Linked DNA regions of Homo sapiens: region 2 is linked to region 1. The links are chromatin loops, found by intact Hi-C in ENCODE. Cell type or tissue: HepG2. All regions are shown on one strand. Links, peaks and the distances in the headings refer to the core of each region. The heading gives the core; the rest is flanking DNA.

What was found. A loop is a pair of places that touch in the nucleus more often than their neighbours do. Peaks named below come from ENCODE experiments on the same cell type or tissue, not always from the same donor. Only the 100,000 strongest peaks of a DNase experiment are listed, where the experiment ranks them.
Region 2: it touches region 1 in a loop (16-fold over the local background); 10 of 110 quality-filtered maps call a loop at or near these places.

The regions. Positions count from the first base shown.
Region 1 is chr11:31,231,291-31,235,697 of GRCh38, forward strand. All of the region lies in intron 9 of DCDC1 (doublecortin domain containing 1), which reads right to left. Among named protein-coding and RNA genes, the nearest start is that of DCDC1, 140 kb to the right of the region's middle. In HepG2, for the core only: a CTCF peak has its summit at 2,341 (motif pointing left); no DNase peak of the experiment used is centred there.
Region 2 is chr11:30,958,561-30,962,967 of GRCh38, forward strand. The region is part of intron 20 of DCDC1 (doublecortin domain containing 1); the gene reads right to left. Among named protein-coding and RNA genes, the nearest start is that of LINC02859, 230 kb to the left of the region's middle. In HepG2, for the core only: a CTCF peak has its summit at 2,036 (motif pointing right); a DNase peak (open chromatin) is centred at 2,031.

The DNA.
Region 1 (4,407 bases), core at 117-4,116:
TTCTTCCTTAACAGAAATACATATATAACAGCAAGGAAAGATTTGGAGCCCTATCACAAGTTTATGACACTAATATTTTCAAAGTGTCCCTTTGTTTGGTGCCTGGAGGTTTTTACACCACAAGGTGATATGCCAGAATAGACTCAGGATGAGGAAGAGGTGTGCTTTGCCTTTTTAAAGGGTGAATGGAAAATGGGAAAAGAGAAAAGAGACGGCATTCCCTCACACTGCAGGCACATTCTCAAGCAGAATCATTTTAGTAAAAAGTGCATATAGGAGTTGGGAATCTGGACATTTATTCTCTTAAAATCACTGTACATCTCCTGCTCTTTGTATACCTTCAGGGGAACAACCCCAATTGTTACTTAATAAGCCCTTCTCCTCCATAAACACAGATGACTTCTTGGAGGGAACACAAAAAAAAATGGCAGAAAGATGAACATCTGAGCATCTTTATTCAAAAGGCTGAGCGTTGCCTAAATAAGCTGGTTAAATTATTTGGTCTGAATCAAATTTAGTTTTACTTTTCTCCCACCACCATGTGTGAAAGATAAAATAAGATTTAAACAAAATAAGGAAAACACTTCTTGGCATGTCTTGTATGCTGTGAGTGGATTTGCTCTCCTGCAGTGTGTATCTTCTTCCTAAAGTAAACTCTAGCATATGCTTTCCAAACTCAATGACTTGCTTTCCCCATCCACACTATCCAACCACGTTAGGATCTCAGATCCTGAGACTGAGGAAGGTCTTCTGACCTTAGTCTTACATTCAAAATAGGCCACAAATTTAGCCTTTTTCATTATCTGCAAATAAAGTTACACATACAATCAAGAAGTTACACATACAGTGACAGGATACTCTGGAGAAGACAGTCATTTTGAAATATCTGTCCCATCACCAGATCATGCCCCCAACATGGGTTATGAATTAATATTTTTTAGAAATCTTTTAATTATCATGTAAATAGAACAATTATATCATACTGTGCTTTTTGTTAATAGAGTTAATTTTAAGGTTAATCATCTAAAATATACTTAACAGTTTTAAAATCCTGTTTTGGCATTTCTTCATTATTTAATATGCTGTGAACTTTAAAAAAATATAACCACTCTCAGCCTCTGAGAGGTCCTATCTATACCCACTGCCCTTAATTCTTTAACGCCAATTTTTTCTTTAATCCTATTCACTCTAAGTTTTCATTATCTTCCAAAGGCCGCTGATATCCTTTTTTAAAAATCACATATAACCTGCTTGAAATCTTGTTCACTCCTGACTTCATGCCACTGCCTATCTCAATCTCCTTTTCAAACTCTGCCCATACTTCAGTTAATAAAACATGCCTTACATTTGCTAATGAAGATAGGCTTTAGTGCCATTACAACTCTATCTTGCTGTCTCACCTTAGACAAGGACCTTACTGCCATTGGTGTTAATTACTTTATAATATTAATAATAAAGATGCTGGTGATGATAGCTAATCCCCAGTGAGCACTTACTAGGTTCCAGGTACTGTTTTAAGAATCTTTGGTGGCTCATGCCTGTAATCCCAGCACTTTGAGAAGCTGAGGTGGGCAGATCATCTGAGGTAAGGAGTTCGAGACCAGCCTGGCCAATATGGTGAAAACCCATCTCTACTAAAATACAAAAATTAGCCGGGCATGGTGGCATGTGCCTGTAACGCCAGCTACTCGGGAGGCTGAAGCAGGAGAATGGCTTGAATCTGGGAGGTGGAGGTTGCAGTGAGCCAAGTTCGTGCCACTGCACTCCAGCCTGGGTGATACAGTGAGACTTCATCTCAAAAAAAAAAAAAAGAGTCTTATATACCTTATTTAATCTTCACAACAGCTCAATGAGGTAAGTATTATTGTCTTATTATCTATAAAATGAGAGGACTGGATTATGCAGCCTTTAAAATTCATTTCAACCTCACTTTCATTCTATTCATGCTAGTCTTTCTTTTAAGTTCCCATAATACATAGAATCTGTATCACATATTTTAGCACTTATTTTTATACTGATAAGCATATTTCCTAATAGCTTCACATGGGTATGCTTTGTCTCCAAAACAAGAAAGTTAGCTTCCTGAGGGTTAGGCCTTAGAGAATTCTCCTGTATTTTCAACACTGGTTAACACACAGACAGAGCACATATGTGGTACTCAACACTTCATCATTTGAGTTTGTCTTCTTTGGTTCTCTAATTACTTTTTGGGGGTGGGGAGGTACCCAAAAGATAAGGTTAAATCAGTGACTGGTAGAATTGTAGTCCCCAAAGATGCCACACTATATAGTTCACTTATAAGGATCTTAAGAGACACTGAAGGGCCTAAAGGTGTCCACCTGGTGGTTGGAAGGCAAACAGATTGTGAACTATATGTGTTTTGTTTTGTTTTCAAAATATTTGCTTTGTTTTGCTTTATGAGGACTGGAGCACCTTATCTACCCAACACCAAATTAGATCCTGATCATGTTAAAAGATTTGTCACCTTGTTAATCACAGAATGAGGAATCCAATGCCAGAAGTATAAATGGAGTATCTGACCGAATTTTTGCCTTCTAAAAAAGAATTGTCCAGTGGAATTTTCAGTGATGATGTAGCTATTGAGTAATCAAAATGTGGCTAGTGAGACTGAGGAACCCAATTTTCAATTTTATTTAATTTTAATTTAAAAACACAAGGGATAGTGTATTGTGCTGTACAGTTCTAAAAGATGTAACTCACCTGTGGTTTGCCAAGGCTGAAGCCCTTTCCAGCACCTTTTATTTATGCTGTAATTCTTTTCTCTAAAGCTTTCAACATTTACTTCCCAGTCACACATATTAAGTGTTGATAAATGAACTCTTGCCATATCCTTTTTCCATGCATGACTGGCTATGTTCAGAAACTTCAAATATTTTAGAAATGTAACAGGATACTGATTATTTTAGGGAGGTTATGTAAAATTGATTTTCTAACATAATTGAGAAAGTTTTATGAAAGAGAGCAATAAATTAATGTTACATTAATTCCCACCTTTTGCAACATATATAAAATAAGAGCAAAGAATGAATTTTATTATTTGAAAATCAGAAGTTTGTTGTAAGATTGATGTTTACTCGAACTAACGCTACTAACAAGAAGTGAGGAAGCCACTATATATGTCTCTGAATAAAATAAAGCAAAGCAATGATACCCAAGATGTTTACAATTGCTTTATCAATCATTAGTCAGACTTCTCAAGAACCAAAGATCTTAACTAGCAATCATTGACAACACTGATCCATTTGAATAGTAAATAGAAAATACTAGTCAATCCTTAAGAGAGTTGGTTTTCCTCCTACTAAGAATGTGTATTCAATACTGTTTTAGTTCTTCAAGGAAAAAAAATTCATATTCTTGTCCGTTCACACGAACCTCTCAGTGAGCATTATTGTTTTCGGAGGAGGGGGCAGGAGGCAGGGGGCCCAGGATGTTGACAGAACAGATAGGATGTCAGGTGAAGATAGAATGCTATGCCCTCTCTAACCAGCTGAAGACTCAGCATGATTGTTTTCTTACAAATAATACCTGTGGGTGTTGAAACTGTTCAGGGAATCTATCAAACACACTCTTTCACTTTGCTGCTGTAACTCTATAAAATTTATTCTCATTTCAAAAGAGTCATAGGCAATAATACCTGTAGGTGGTTGAGTAATTTAAAGAACATTTGTCAGGTCTACTTTCAAGTACTTTGCCTGGACAATTCTATCTTTATTTGGAGTTTTTAAAATGCAATATTTCTACCCAATATGATTAGAAATTTCCACATAAGATATCTTCATCTAACTAAAGAAGGATATCTTCATCTAACTAAAGAATGATCTTAAATATAAGTGGGGATATAACATTAGGATGTCTGAGAATAAATTTTTGGTCAGAAAATAAAAATAAATTTAGGTTATAATCATTTCCATTTTTTACAATTATGGAAGTCATTCACACACAGACATAAAAAGCAAATACATCAACAGTGTATTAGAAAAAATGCATTAATAATATATTAATGCCAAATTATTCATCTCAGGGAAACTTAAAGTGCCTACCTCTATAAACTTAGAAAAATGGTCCATATTCTGTAAAGGGAGAGTTGAGTAGAAAAAAAAAACACAACTTTCCTTGTTAAGTCAATCTGTATCCATATTAAGTTTACTTTATCTGTATTATAATTAAAACACTTAAATTGGGATTTTTATAAAATTTTCTATTCAGTCACAAGTACAGAGGATAAATGATTTTTAAATATTTCCATATTAGTTCATTCAAAAAGTATTATAAAATGAAACAATTTAAATAATTTTTAATTAATCAAGAAAAGTAAGGTGATAACTAATATTTTTAATATGTTGATAAAGATGGAGACATATTCCTAGATGATCCCCAAATGGAATT
Region 2 (4,407 bases), core at 156-4,155, 270 kb before region 1:
TAACACTGGTAAGGTTGGGGTGTTATCCTAAGGATCAGTATATGCAATAATCCCAGCATTACATGGTGGTGTGTCCTTAACAGCTAGAATACATGGGTTCAGAAACCAATGGTAGAGGGAGGACTGGCCCTTCTTGCCATCACTTTCAAAAAGCTACTTCAGAATCTGTATTCCTATTTCTAAAACCTTAGGCTTTGCTGGGTACTGATTTTCACTGTGGTAACACTTCTGCCAGTGGATGCAATAAGTCTTCCACTGACCTGGGGAGTGATTGGAGAATTGATCTTGATTGCCATGAGGACTGAAATTTGCCCCTACACAGTGGAGGCAAAGGTCTGAAACCCAGGGGACCTTGGGGACATTTGGTAGTGCTTCTATGCCCAGTGAATAGAGGAAAGGGGCAATTGCATCAGTCATAGTCTAGTATGGGCAAATACATTAAGGGCTGAGACTTCTCAAGGATAAAGTCCTGGGTAAAGTAACTCACACTAGTCAAAGCACTGGCCAAGAATAAGAGAAATCTAAAATTGATGGAAGAGGAGGAAGTTGATGCCTTCCAATCAGAGTCTTAGGACCAACTGCAGCAGTGAAGGTTGAGGCTTGATTTGCAAACCCTTTTTGAGTCATTTTAGGAGACTGCAACGGATGACCACATTGAAGTACTTAACTATAACCCCAACCCCTTGAGGCAGAATTGAGGGCATCTTATTCTCCTATAAGATAGGGATATTGTTAGAGGTGCAAGTGGATCTGAATGGCCTAAGAGGTAGACTGTACTGGGCCCGGTTTACGTGCCTCTCCAAATTCGCTCAGCCCCATTCTCCTCCCTGTTCACATGTTCAGTGAAGATCTTAGGCGACCACTGTAGTCACTTCGTCTTCTACCAGCACTGATTCTCTTATATACTCCCAGAGAGAGGGCCAGGCTTTGGCACAGCTTCCTTCATACCCACTGAACTATGGAATGCTCATGGGTATGGAGTGTTCCTTCATACCCACTGAACTACTGGAGTGCTCCACTTCTTGGAGCTGACCAGTCATTCCACCACTTCCTGTCTCAGATAAAATATTGTCCCACAGGGCATGGGCTCTGGCTTCCCCAGTGACTGCCTAAAAGGTCCTCGGAGGATCAGTTATATAATCCAGAAGTGAGGGGGACTCAATGCCTCTTGGGGCAAACTTTGACTAATTAGAACCTAGGGACAAGAGGAATCAATAAATAAATCCCTTTCCTTTCCTTCCCAAGATATGTGGGTCCTACAAACCTGGATGAAACGTGTCCCAAGTGAGTTTACTTTTGAAGCTATGGCCAAATCCATCACACTCCACCTGGTACTTTATTTCCCTCCTTCCCTTCCCTGCTTTCATTTTTCTTTCACTTTTGCTGACCTGGGATTGCCCTTCCTAATAAACCTTAGCATATAAACTTCTTCAGGCTACTGTTTACTAGGAAACTCGAATTGAAGCACCCAAAAGACACGGGTGAGGAGCAATCTAAATCTCTATCTGATCATACTCTCAGGTAGTATGCCATAAAAGAGTCTAAATTCAATCTAAATTATCTCTCAACCAAGAAGTTGGGTGTTGGGGATGGAATTTAATCTTCAAGTATAAATATATAATAGAACAACTATATGTATATATCTTATATAAGCATACTTGTATGGATATAAAATCACATCTTAGTTTACTTCTACAGTTTTTCATTATCTGGTTGCAGTGCCTATATAACTTCAGCCCATCAGGGTGTCTTTAAAATGAGCCGGTCATGTTCAACTTACACTGTTAATAAACATTAACATAGAGCAAAGGCTATTAGACTGCAGAGTTCTGACACAGATTGACCTTTCATGTAAAAGCAATAGAACTCTTAATATTCTGCTTTATAAATGAAAAGCTGACAGACCCTTAACTGTAATGGCACTAGCTGGCCCAGCTATAATGACAACACATGTGCACAACACAAATTAGAACTTTACAGCATCAGTAAGTTCTCTGGAATCCTAATTCTTAAAAGCTAGCACTAGGTGGAGACAGTGATTCATGCAATGCTTGCAGGCAGCCTTTTCGTAGTCCCCTGGAGAACTTGCTTCTATTTAATATTTCCATGTTTTTCTTCAGTGTGGACAGGGGTGTTCTTGAACAATTGGTATTTCTGATAGAAACGTTATATAAAACAAAACATCTCAGGCTTTGGAAGGACCTACTTGAAAACACTCATGTATACACACAGCCCACAAGGCAGCCAAATAAGCTTCAAAGGCAATTTTATTTATTTAATATAATGTCTTTATTAGCTTTGCCTTCCCATTAAAGGCAAAATTCTATTTATGATACTTCATGAGTATCTACTTCCATGGATAGGAGTATGAACAAAGTTGCAATTTCCTCCCAGATTTATTTGAACTTAAAAGAAATACTAGGGTCTCTGTTCAATATTTGATTGACAGTTATCTCCTCTCTCAAAAACAAAATCCAGAATTAAACATATCAATTTCAGAATGATTAATGGAGCCACAGATCCACCACAATGCTTTATTCAATTAATCTTTTAAAGTAATGGAAAACAAAAATACTTTAGATAATTTTTTGGAGTCCAGTGCCTTTAATGGAACTACAACTATGAAAATTTGTGCAAGTCTGTATACATAGTAACAAAAAGATACTATTTAGCACTCTTGGAAATCAACAGTAAAACAAAAACAAATCTAAATGTGCCCTAGTTGAAAAGAAATAGTCTTTTTCATATTGTATCAGGACAAAATTGTATTGTTTCCAATAAGGTAATGAACATAGTAATAAAATTAGACAATATATCATTTGGATCTGGTACAGTATATAACAGATAAATAACAGATATTCCAGCAAATTCCAGCTCAAATAAGCAGTGTCTAACAAACATGAGGGTTAAAATGATCAGATTCACATCCCACGACTGTTAAAGAAACGCTTTAACGTTTTGTTTTACGCAAGGTGCTATTTATTTTGCTGACCACTTTTCAGTTTTTAGGATTACCTAAGCAACAAGATAATAGCACTTAGAATGTATTTATAATGAATTTAAAATGGTATGTTTCCGTAGAAACAGTGAAGAGGATATTATTCATACGGGTACAATAATATATTTTGTGTATTAATTTTGATAGGATTCAGTTTATAAGACTGAATTTAAGTACTCCATCTCTGAAAAAAAGGAAAGGATAAGAAAAATAAATATATAGATTGTAAAAAGTAATAGTAATAATGACTTACTTTGATGGAATTTGAAAATAGCCCATCAAAATTCCATGGATTTGAACTGTTTTGAAGTTTTCTAGGGTTCTAGTACTCTGGACAGGGAACAAATCACTCCAAATTTGGAACTACATGCACAAGCTGGTCTTAAACACTGCATAAGGGTTAAAAGGTTAGATGCACCGCTGAAACCTGAATACATCAAATATTACTCTCTAGTTTTTAACCAGTATCACTGTATGAAATATTTTAGCCCATTTTTATTTTGCAACTGACAATGAACATTAAAGATAAATTAATATTTTATGTAAACAATTATTTTAAGATTTAAATTTTAAGTAACTTCATCCTAATAGAAACAAGACACTAAAGACTGCAGCATTATTAATTTGCAAGCCAAAATTTACAAAGATCAAGTAATTTTTGTAAATTAAACATTATTCTACTTTATTTCTGGAATATTTTGTACAAACTAATAAATACAGTTGAAATTTGTTCATCTGCCTTATTGTATATTCATGCCCCTTTGCCCTATCTCTTTACATTATTTTGATAACTAGCAAATTATTTAAAACAGGAACTGGACTTTAATGGCAATTAAGGGCTAAGAAGGAGAATGCTATGCTATGATAATAATCCATCCTGTATAGCTGGGAGTTTCTAAGAATAAGAAATCATTTCAACAATAACACTGAAAAGAATATTTATTTCATCATAATTTCCATAATGTTATATTATATCCCTCTCAACTGATTTTCTTTAAGCACCTTAACACAATCTAAATTTATTTTTCAAAGATTAATTATTAAATATGGTGGAAACATATGGTACATTAATAATAATTGCCAGTAGTACATATATATTTAGTCTAGAAAAATAAATGGATATACAAATGGATACAAAGCCAATCCTGACATCTCTTGGAAGTTCGCTTTTAACATAAGTCTTTTACCTGCTATTTTGTTTTGTTTTTCTAGTTGGTTGAGCTTCCTGGTTATTTAGATTCTGGATACATAGGAGTAATTTATATTCAGCACTAAAAACCTATCATTATCTCCCATAGTCAGAGTTTCATACTTGCTGTAAAAGCAAAGCTCTCTTTGCAACTCAGTAGTCTCTACAAAGTGCAAGATTTGTAAACAAAAAACCATCCCTTCTTCAACAATACCTGCTT